2 separate regions of the Homo sapiens genome follow, and region 1 is linked to region 2. Evidence: read pairs that join two places in POLR2A ChIA-PET (ENCODE). Cell type or tissue: MCF 10A. All regions are shown on one strand. Links, peaks and the distances in the headings refer to the core of each region. The heading gives the core; the rest is flanking DNA. Region 1 overlaps RNF214 (ring finger protein 214). Region 2 overlaps TMEM25 (transmembrane protein 25).

What was found. Peaks named below come from ENCODE experiments on the same cell type or tissue, not always from the same donor. Only the 100,000 strongest peaks of a DNase experiment are listed, where the experiment ranks them.
Region 1: POLR2A ChIA-PET joins it to region 2 with 6 read pairs; 1 of 35 experiments calls an interaction of 5 or more read pairs at or near these places.

What each region holds. Positions count from the first base shown.
Region 1 is chr11:117,269,303-117,277,912 of GRCh38, reverse strand. All of the region lies in intron 6 of RNF214 (ring finger protein 214), which reads right to left. Among named protein-coding and RNA genes, the nearest start is that of RNF214, 41 kb to the right of the region's middle. RefSeq lists an enhancer at 8,390-8,610. In MCF 10A, for the core only: no CTCF peak of the experiment used is centred there; a DNase peak (open chromatin) is centred at 4,102.
Region 2 is chr11:118,535,425-118,537,924 of GRCh38, reverse strand. TMEM25 (transmembrane protein 25) reads right to left here. Exons shown (of 9, transcript NM_032780.4): 9 at 2,096-2,500. Among named protein-coding and RNA genes, the nearest start is that of TMEM25, 5.5 kb to the right of the region's middle. In MCF 10A, for the core only: no CTCF peak of the experiment used is centred there; a DNase peak (open chromatin) is centred at 994.

The DNA.
Region 1 (8,610 bases), core at 2,681-5,180, 1.3 Mb after region 2:
AGCCTCCACCTCTCAGGTTCAAATGATTCTCCTGCCTCAGCCTCCCGAGTAGCTGGATTACAGGCACCCACCACCATGCGCAGCTAATTTTTTTTGTATTTTTAGTAGAGATGGGGTTTTGCCATGTTGGCCAGGCTGGTCTCGAACTCCTAACCTCAGGTGATCCACCCACCTCAGCCTCCCAAAGTGCTGGGATTATAGGCGTGAGCCACCACGCCTGGCCCCCACTTTTCTTCAGTGAGAGAAACTTTTATTCCCCTTCTGTTTTTGTAGTAACCTTACATATACAAAAGAGAGCAATCTACTTAACAGAAGTTTATGAGGCCCTTTCCTCTCACATATTCTTGCTTTTGACCCAATTCTCCACATATCCCTGGTTCTCTATTTCATGTATAGGTAGAGAGGGTGTGTGTGTGTGTGTGTTACACACTTATTCAATCTCTGACATCAGCCCTCTACTGACAAGGTATATTCATCTATTAGAAATGAGAAGTAGGTGGGCATTTTCTGCCTTAATCTCCAGGTATTGCTTCCCCAAATTAACTTCCTAGCAGAGAACACATTATCTAACAATTTTTTTTTAAGGCTGTCACCCAAGCTGGGGTACACAGGCGGGATCTCGGCTCACTGCAACCTCCACCCCCCAGGTTCAGGCAATTCTCCTGCCTTAGCCTCCCAAGTAGCTGGGACTACAGATGCGTACCACCACATCTGGCTAATTTTTGTATTTTTAGTAGAAACAGGGTTTTGCCATGTTGGTCAGGGTGGTCTTGAACTCCTGACCTCAGGTGATCCACCAGCCTCAGCCTCCCAAAGTGCTGGAATTACAAGTGTGAGCCACTATACCCAGCCTAATAATTCTTTAGACAAAGATTTTATAGGCAGCTGTGTTTTCTTGCTACAACACATATTCCCTCAGTTCCAAAATATACAAAATATATGAAGAGTCAGAATGCTCTTACCATAAAAATATGTGAAATACATTACAGAGTCAATCCATCTAGCCTACTATTCACTCTGACAATCGGATAATTGTAAGAAAACATGACAGTTGCCTTCTGTGACTGATGTTATCCTTGAAGATTATAGATGCTCACTGAACATCTCTTTCATTAAACACATTGTCAACTACAAATATAAACTTATATTAGAAAAATCCTCTTATGTCAATGGAAACATTCCACATATTCACAAACAAAAAATCTTTTCCTTTGGGTTTTTTGCCACATTCACCTCACTGGGATCTAACAAAAGGAACTACATGCAACAATAGCAAAAATGGTTAAGAAATTATTTTCTTATTTTCTTTTTTTTAGAGAGAGGGTTTCACTGTATTGTCCAGGCTGGAGTACACTGGCATGATCATAACTCACTGTAACCTTGAACTCCTGAACTCCCACCTCAAATTCCTGAGTAACTAGGACTATAAGCATGTATCATCATGCCCAGCAAATTTTTTAATTTTTTGAGAGAAAGAGTCCCACTATATTGCCCAAGCTGGTCTGGAACTCCTGGACTCAAGTGATCTTCCTGAACTGGCCTCCCAAAGCTCTGGGATTACAAGCATGAGCCACTGTGCCCGGCCTTGTTCCAGTTCTGAGGGGGAATGCTTTCAGCTTTTCTCTCTTCAGTATGATGGTGGCTGTGAGTTTGTCATATATGGCTTTTATTATTTTGAGGTATGTTCCTTCTGTGCCTAATTTGTTGAGGGTTTTTTTTACCACAAAGGGATACAGGATTTTATCAAATGCTTTTTCTAAATCTATTGAAATGATCATATGGTTTTTAATTCGGTTTATGTGGTGAATCACATTTATTGACTTGTGTATGCTGAGCCATCCTTGCCTCACTGGGATGAAGCCCACTCGATTGTGCTGAATTATCTTTTTGATATGCTGTTCAATTTGGTTTTGCTAGTACTTTGTTGAGGACTTTTGCATCTATGTTCATCAGGGATACTGGTCTGCAGTTTTCTTTTTTTGTTGTGTCCTTTCCTGGCTTTGGTATCAGGGTGAGACTGGCTTTGTAGAATGAGTTAGAGAGGATTCCTTCCTTCTTGATCTTCTGGAATAGTTCCAGTAGGATTGGTATCAGTTCTTTGAATGTCTGGTAGAATTTGGCTGTGAATCCATCTGGACCTGGGATGTCTTGGTTGGGAGATTTTTTAAATTACTGATTCAATCAAACTACTTGCTATTGGTCTGTTCAAGATTTCTATTTCTTCCTGGTTCAAGCTTGGGGGGTTGTGTGTTTCCAGGAATTTATCCAGTTCATCTAGGTTTTCTGGTTTGTATACATATATGTGTTCACAGCAGTCTCAGATGATCTTTTCTATTTCCGTGGTATCAGTTATGGTATCTCTATTTTCATTTTTGACTAAGTTTATTTGAATCCTCTCACAGCTAATCTACCTAATGGTCTATTATTTTTGCTTATCGTTTCAAAGAAACAACTTTTAATTTTATTGATCCTTTGTATTTTTTGGTTTCAATTTTGTTTAGTTCTGTTCTTTGTTATTTCTTTTCTTCTGCTAGCTTTGGGTTTGGTTTCTTCCTGTTTTTTTAGTTCCTTGAGGTGTGATATTATTAGACTGTCAATTTGTGACCTGTCTTTTTGATGAAGGCATTTGGCACTATAAACTTCCCTCTTAGTATTGCTTTTGCTGTATCTGAGATTTTGATAACTTCTGTCACCGTTATCAATCATTTTTAAAAAATTTTAATTTCTATCTTGATTTCATTGTTAACTCAAAGATCATTCAGGACAGGTTGTTTAATTTCTAATTTCTATAGGTTTGAGAGTTCCTCTTCAAACTGATTTCTAGTTTTATACTGCTAGGGTCTGAGAAAACACTTAATATTATTTCTATTTTAAAAAATATTAAGACTTGTTTTGTAGCCTATCATATGGCCTATCTTGAAAAATGTGCCACTAGGCCAGGTGCAGTGGCTCACACCTGTAATCTCAGTTGTTTCTGGAGGCTGAGGTGGGTGGATCACTTGAGGTCAGGAGTTCAAGACCAGCCTGGCCAACATGGCAAAACCCCGTCTCTACAAAAAAAAAAAATTTACAAAAATTAGCCAGACATCATGGCGCCCATCTGTGTTCTACTTGGGAGGCTAAGGCAGAAGAACTGCTTGAACCCGGGAAGCGGAGGTTGCAGTGAGCTGAGATTGTGCCATTGCACTCTGGCCTGGGCAACAAGAGTAAAACTCTGTCTCAAAAAAAAAAAAAAAAGAGCCATGGCTGGGCACGGTCGCTCACGCCTGTAATCCCAGAACTTTGGGAGGCCAAGGTGGGCAGATAACCTAAGGTCAGGAGTTCGAGACTAGCCTGGCCCAACAGGGTGAAACCTCGTCTCTACTAAAAATACAAAAAAAAAATTAGCCGAGTGTGGTAGTGGGCACCTGTAATCCCAGCTACTCAGGAGGCTGAGGCAGGAGAACTTCTTGAACCCAGGAGGCGGAGGTTACAGTGAGCCAAGATTGTGCCATTGCACTCCAGCCTGGGCAACAAGAGCAAGTCTCCATCTCAAAAAAAAAAAAAAAAAAAAAAAGAAGTCATTTGTTTTCCCAGTACTAGGGGCTTTCTCCTCTCTCCCCTTCATCTAGTAAGATAGCATATTGGCCCCAAATTCTAACTAACTACTCCTTTGAGTTACCCACCACTGAGTTCTTCCATGTGTATGCACATTGCACATGTAAATAAACTGTTTTTCCCTCCTGTTAATCTGTTATTTTGAAACTGTCCCTATAAACTGTATGAAATTCATCGGGGAAGAAGAGGGGGGAGAAACGAAAATAAACGAGGCTTGCAGCACATGCAGTGTTTATCATGAGGTCAGCTTGCTCTCTGACTAGCTACTTCACCAGTGTTTTGCGCCTGCTGCCTCAGAATCACATAGACCCTGCTACGAGATTAAAGTTCCCCTTAAGTGTTCTATAGACAACATGAACATTATAAAACATTAAGTTTTCCCTTTAAGATATTCTTTCAGATCCTGCATAGCAGTGAAATTATTGACATCAGCCTGTCTGAAGGACCCCACTGACGCCAGTTGGTCTGAAGGATCCCAGAGGAGCTGACTCACCAAAGAATGCAGTTTCCACATCTTGATGATTTCATCCCCCGTATCCCAACCAATCAACGACCTCAATTTTCCCGCCCCTTACCTTCCACAATCCCCTTAAAACTTAAAATACCAGCCCATAACTCCTCAGGGGAAATGGATTTGAGGGTCTCCTCCCATGTCCTCACTCAATGCTCTGCAATCATTAAACTCTTTCTCTGCTGCAAACCCTGCTGTTTCAATGTAACTGATCTACTACTGCACAGTGGTCATATAAACTTGTTGGTTGTATAACATTTTGTCAGTTTAATTTTCGGGCCCTAATCTCTGAACATAAGAAGGTAGAGAAAAGGTTTCTCTTCCCCATACAACATACAAAATATCCATTCAAAATTCAAGGTAAACAAATAGATTTTAATGTACTAGTATAAAAAACTTCACAGCTTGCCAGGAATAAAACTAAAATAATAATAATAATAATAAAACAAATTTGAAAATAAAAGCAAAATGTTTATTGATGTGGTTTCAGATCCCACAATGCAACTTAACTTTAAGACACCAACACACCAAGTTTTGGCATAGTATCAAAGATGAATATCCACAATTATCTTTAAAAGCTATTAAAATACTCTTTGCTTTCCAACTACTTATCTGCATATCATCAGATTTTCTTTATATATTTCAACCAAAACAATATATTGCAATCAATTAAATATAGCAGATAAGTAAGCTTCTTCCATGAAAGAGATTTACAAAATGTAAACAATATTATTATTCTAACTAAACTGATCTTTATCTGAAAAATATTTTTCATAGAAAATATGCTATTTAACACATAGGTTTATTATTTTAAAATAAATTAATGCATAAATATTAAATTTTTTCTCAGTTTTAATTTCTGGTTCAGTATATACTGATAGATAAAATCCATATAAACAAAACCTCTTTGGGGTCCTTGTTAATTACTAAGAGTTTAAAAGGGTCCTTAGACTAAAATGTTTCAGCACCTCTAATCTACTATACTCCCATCTCATCTCTACCCACATGGATAATTTTTAGCATCTAGTCATATTCCTTATTTTCTACCCTTTACAACAACCTTTGTGAACTCAATATCCATATTCATGATCCATATGAGACTAAGACCTTGGAGTTCTTCCTCCTCCTAAACTTCATTCCTTGACAATTGCCTACCAGGAAAGCCATTTCTTTCTTTTTAAAAAAAAAAAAAAAATTTTAATTTTACTTTAAGTTCCGGAATACTAGTGCAGAATATGTAGGTTTGTTACATAGGTATACATGTGCCATGGTGGTTTGCTCCACCTATCAACCCGTCATCTAGGTTTTAAGCCCCGCATACATTAGCTATTTGTCCTAATGCTCTCCCTCCTCTTCCTCCCTACCCCCCCAACTGACCCTGGTGTGTGTTGTTCCCCTTTCTGTGGCCATGTGTTCTCACTGTTCAACTCCCACTTATGAGTAAGAACATGCGGTGTTTGGTTTTCTGGCAGCAAAGCCACCCCTTAAACCATATTAACACACGGAAAGTCTACACTGAAAACCTCAAACTTTGGTCCAGGCAAGGTGGCTCAAGGTGGTGGTTGGTGGTTGTTTTTAGAGACAGGGTTTCACTGTGTTACCCAGGCTGGAGTACAGTGGCACAATCGTAAGCTCACTGGAACCTCAAACTCATGGGCTCTAGTGATTCTCCTGCCTCAGCCTCCCAAGTAGCTACAGGCATATACCACCATGCCTGGCTACCAGCACTTTGGAAGGCCAAAGTAGGAGGATCACTTGAGCCCAGGAGTTCAAGACTAGCCTGGGCAACATGGCAAGACCCTCGCCTCTAAGAAAAATAAAAAGATTAACTGGGCACGGTGGTGTGCTCCTGCAGTCCTAGCTACTTGGGAGGCTGAGGTGGGAGGACTGCTTAAGCCCAGGAGGTAGAGGCTACAGTGAGCTATCATCACACTACAGCCTGTATGATGCAGCGAGACCCTGTCTCAAAACAAAATACAACAACAACAAAAAAACACCTCAAACTTTGTTCTGTCATTTTGTGACCACGACCTCCTTTCTAATCACCATTCCAACCCTTCACAAGGAATTAATGAGAACTGATCAACTCCTAGTACACTATCCAGGCCATTAGCTTCATTTCTAGCTCCTTTTCCACTAATGTTTACTACACATACTAGCATGGATATCCTGCAAATACTTCAAATTTAACCTGTCCAGAAGATAATTTAGGACTCTGCTTCTGCCTGAAATGGAGTACCAGGGACAGATTTATCCTGTGGCCCTAAAGAACTAAACAACTGGACAAAACATATGAAACAATGTTTTCAAACACTGGACAATAGGCAGCACAGGACTATGATCATTGAGAAAGGAATACACATGAAAGCAGCCCTACAATTGCTCCAGCTCACTGCCTGGAGGCAGTTTCCAGTCTGCAGCACAGGGACGGCAAATGCAAACAGAGCTGGCATTGTTGCTAAATAAGAGACAAAAACGGGTTCACAGAGGCCAAGGTGGCTAGAATTTTGAGGGCATAATACAAAGAGTAGGAGCTGTCTTCTTGGCCTTGTTAGGGTACAGAAAACGATACCCCAAAATACGATGCTTTGAATTAAAGAAAACTGGCTGGGCGAAGTGACTCACACCTGTAATCCCAGCACTTTGGGAGGCTGAGGCAGGCGGATCACTTGAACACAGGAGTTTGAGACCAGACTGGGCAACATGGCAAAAACCTGTCTCTACTAAAAATACAAAAATTAGCCAAGCGTGGTGGCACATACCTGTAATCCCATCTACTTGGGTGGCTGAGACAGGAGAATCACTTGAGCCCAAAAGGCAGGGGCTGCTACAGTGAGCCAAGATCATGCCACTGCACTCTAGCCTGGGGGACAGAGCCACATTCTGTCTCAAAAAAAAGAAAAAAGAAAACTGAGGCAAGATGTGGTGGCTCACACCTGTAATCCCAACACTTTGTGAGGCACAGGCAGGAGGACTGCTTGAGTCCAGGCATTTGAGTTGAGACCAGCCTGCACAACACAGTGAGACCCTGTCTCTACAAAAAATAAAAATAAATTAGGCTGGGTGAGGTGGCTCATGCCTGTAATCCCAGCACTTTGGGAGGCCAAGGCGGGTGGATCACCTGAGGTCAGGAGTTCAAGACCAGCCTGACCAACATGGCAAAACCCTGTCTGTACTAAAAATACAAAAATTAGCCGGGTGTGGTAGTAGGCACCTGTAGTCCCAGCTACCGGGGGGGTGGGGGAGTGGGGGGCTAAGGCAGACAGAACTGCTTGAACCCGGGAGGTGGAGGTTGCAGTGAGCCCACATCGTGCCACTGCACTCCAGCCTGGGTGACAGACAGAGACTCCATCTCAAAAAAATTAAAATAAGTAAATAAATTAGAGTGGTGTGGTGGCACATGCTTGTAGGCCCAGCTACTTGGGAGGCAAAGGTGGAAGGATCATCGCAGCCCAGGAGGTCAAGGCTGCAGTCAGCCGTGATCGTGCTACTATACTGCAGCCTGGACAACAGAGCAACTGAGTAAGACCCTGACTCAAAAAAAAAAAAAAAAAAAAAAAAAAGAAAAGAAAAGAAAAGAAAATTGAAAAGCCTCAGAAATAAGCCTCAGAACCAAGGTCTATCTCCAACCTTCCCCCAAGCCCATCTCTCTGGTCCTCTTTCCAGAAGCACCAAGAGGGATTATCTTTGGAATTTCCTTATCTAAGAAAATTCTTATCTCTGCAAAAGAAATGCAACTGTCTTAAGATCCCCCACCTAGGAATCTCACCAAACAACAATGAAAGATTCACTACCAGAGAAGAGAAGAGACTGGAAGTCATCAACACGTCCAGGTAAGACTTTTCATTTATAGATGGTCCCTGACTTATGATGAGGTTACATCCGAATAAACCCATTGTAAATTGATTGGGTAAGTTGATTTTTGACTCATGATAGTTTCAACTTATGATGACATTTTCTGGACATAGCCCCATAGTAAGTCAAGGAGTACACAAAATGTGTATTGTTTTCCTAGTATCATAAAGTGGAAAAATCGTAAGTCAAACCATTGTAAGTTAGGGACATCTGTATGCTTCTGAGGACAGTTCAGACAGATTACCTGGGAAACAACAGGCATAAGACAACCTTTGTTAGGCCAAGCACAGTGGCTCCAGTGGCTCACGCCTGTAATCCCAGTACTTTGGGAGGCCGAGACGGGTGGATTGCTTGAGCTCAGGTGTTCGAGACCAGCCCGGGCAACATGGCAAAATCCCATCTCTACCCAAAACACAAAAATTAGCAGGGCATGGTGGCACACACCTATTGTCCCAGCTACTCAGGAAGCTAAGGTGGGAGGATCACCTGAGCCTGGGGAGGTCGAGGCTGTGGTGAGCCATGATCATGCCACTGCACTCCAGGCTGGGTGACAGAGTGAGACCTTGTCTCAAAAAAAGAAAGACAACTTTTGTTCACAGTGAAGTTCTGCCCCTCATCTTCCTGCCACCTCCCCCAAAGTTCAAAAG
Region 2 (2,500 bases), core at 1-2,500:
TACACACCACCACGCCCAGCTAATTTTTGTGTTTTTGTAGAGATGGGACTCTCACCATGTTGCCCAGGCTGGTCTTGAACTCCTGGGTTCAAGCGATCCACCCGCCTCGGCCTCCCAAAGTGCTAGGGTTACAGGTATGAGTCACCACACCCGGCCTGTAATTTCTCAGAAACTAAAAATAGGATTACCATTCAATCCAGCAATCCTACTTCCGGGTATCTCCAAAAAGGAAAAGAAATCAAAATATCAAAGAGATGCCTGCACTTTCATGTTTATTGCTGCACTATTCACAATAGCAAATATCCAGAATCAACCTAAGTGTCCATCAACTGATGAATGGGTGAAGAAAATGTGGGTGAAGGAAAATGTGGGATAAACAAAAGAAGTGAGTTAAAGGGTACAAACATATAGTTGGAATAAATTCAATGCTTGATAGCAGAGTGGGGTGAGTATAGTTAACAAAAGTGTATTGTACTTGGGTAATGGACACCTTGAATATCCTAACCTGATTACTACACATTATACACATGTCACACCAGCCTGGGCAATAGAGTGAGACCCTGTCTCTACGAATTTTTTTTTTTTGGACGGAGTCTTGCTCTGTCATCCAGGCTGGAGTGCATTGGCGCGATCTCGGCTCACTGCAATCTCTGCCTCCTGGGTTCCAGCATTTCTCCTGCCTCAGCCTCCCGAGTAGCTGGGACCACAGGCACATGCTACCATGCCAGGCTAATTTTTTATATTTTAGTAGAGATGGGGTTTCACCATGTTGCCCAGGCTGGTCTCGAACTTCTGAGCTCAGGCAATCCACCCGCCTCGGCCTCCCAAAGTGCTAGGATTACAGGCGTGAGCCACCATGCCTGCCCCCTCCAAATTTTTTTAATTAGCTGAGCACAATGGCACACACCTGCAGTTCCAACTAGTCATGAGGCTGAGGTGGGAGGATCCCTTGAACACAGGAGTTCAAGGCTGCAGTGAGCTATGATTGCACCACTGCACTCCAGCCTGAGTCATAGAGCAAGACACACACACACGTGCTCTCTTGCGCTCTCTCTGTATATACACATACATACATAGATATGTTACAAAATTTCAATGAACCTCATAACTTTGTACAAAAAAAAATCACATCCCAGTCTGAGCCTTCTGTTCCCAAGGGCAGGACAAAGGGGCTCAGCATACTTTAGCCCAGTCCTGAGGTGGGAAGAAGCAGCTGAGTGAGGACCAAGTGAGAATCAGATGCTAGTTATAGCCAAGAGCCCCTGAAATAGAAAATGCCAATCCGGCCATTGGGAACACTATAATTAAAGAAATATTATTTATTTTTCTGAAGCACATTTGGTAATGTCAGAGTTGAGTGGTGGGTATACAGGTGCTTGCTATATTTTTTCCACTGTGAGACTGGAAAACTTCATTTAAAAAACATATTAGGCCGGGCGCAGTGTGGCTCATGCCTGTAATCCCAGCACTTTGGGAGGCTGAGGCGGGTGGATCACCTGAGGTCGGGAGTTCAAGACCAGCCTGACCAACATGGAGAAACCCCATCTCTACTAAAAATACAAAATTAGCTGGGCATGGTGGTGCATGCCTGTAATCCCAGCTACTTGGAAGGCTGAGGCAGGAGAATCACTTGAACCCAGGAGGCAGAGGTTGCGGTGAGCCGAGATCACGCCATTGCACTCCAGCCTGGGCAACATGAGCAAAACTCTGTCTCAAAAAAAAAAAAGAAAAGAAAAGCATATTAGAAGGCTGGGTGTGGTGGCTCACACCTGTACTCCCAGCACTTTGGGAGGCCGAGGTGGGCAGATCACTTGAGGTCAGGAGTTCGAGACCAGTCTGGCCAACATGGTAAAACCCCATCTCTACTAAAAATATAAAAATTAGATGGGCGTGGTGGTAGGCGTCTACAGTCCCAGCTACTTGGGAGGCTGAGGCAGGAGAATCGTTTGAATCTGGGAGGCGGAGGTTGCAGTGAGCCAAGATCGCGCCGCTGCACTCCAGCCTGGGCGACAGAGTGAGACTCCATCTCAAACGAAACAAAATAAAACAAAAACAAAAACATATTAATAGAAGAAATGAAGCAGAGATATGTAAATGAATTCAGTCAAGTTTATTAAACTTGCTGTGTGCTCAGCACCGCCCTAGGCAGTAACATGAAAAACATTACAAAAGAAGATCTCAACAAGGGAAAAATATATTCTGTACTATATTAATTTCCAATCATTTACATGTTGCTTTTTAAAGTGTTCTTAGGTCACTTTGGGGTATGTGGTCTCCTTCTTTCTCCATGTTCCCCTAAAGCTTCCACACTGTTGAATTATGTGCCTGTGGCGACCATCCTCCAGGAAGGGCACCTTCCTGCTGATGAGGCAACCATGGGTTGGTCAGGGCTGGGGTCCCGTGGTGGAGGAGACATGCTGAGAGAAAAACCATCAACCCCGAGAGCTCAGGACACTCACAGTGAATCCCAGAAGGCCAAACGTGGGGAAGCCACAAAGAG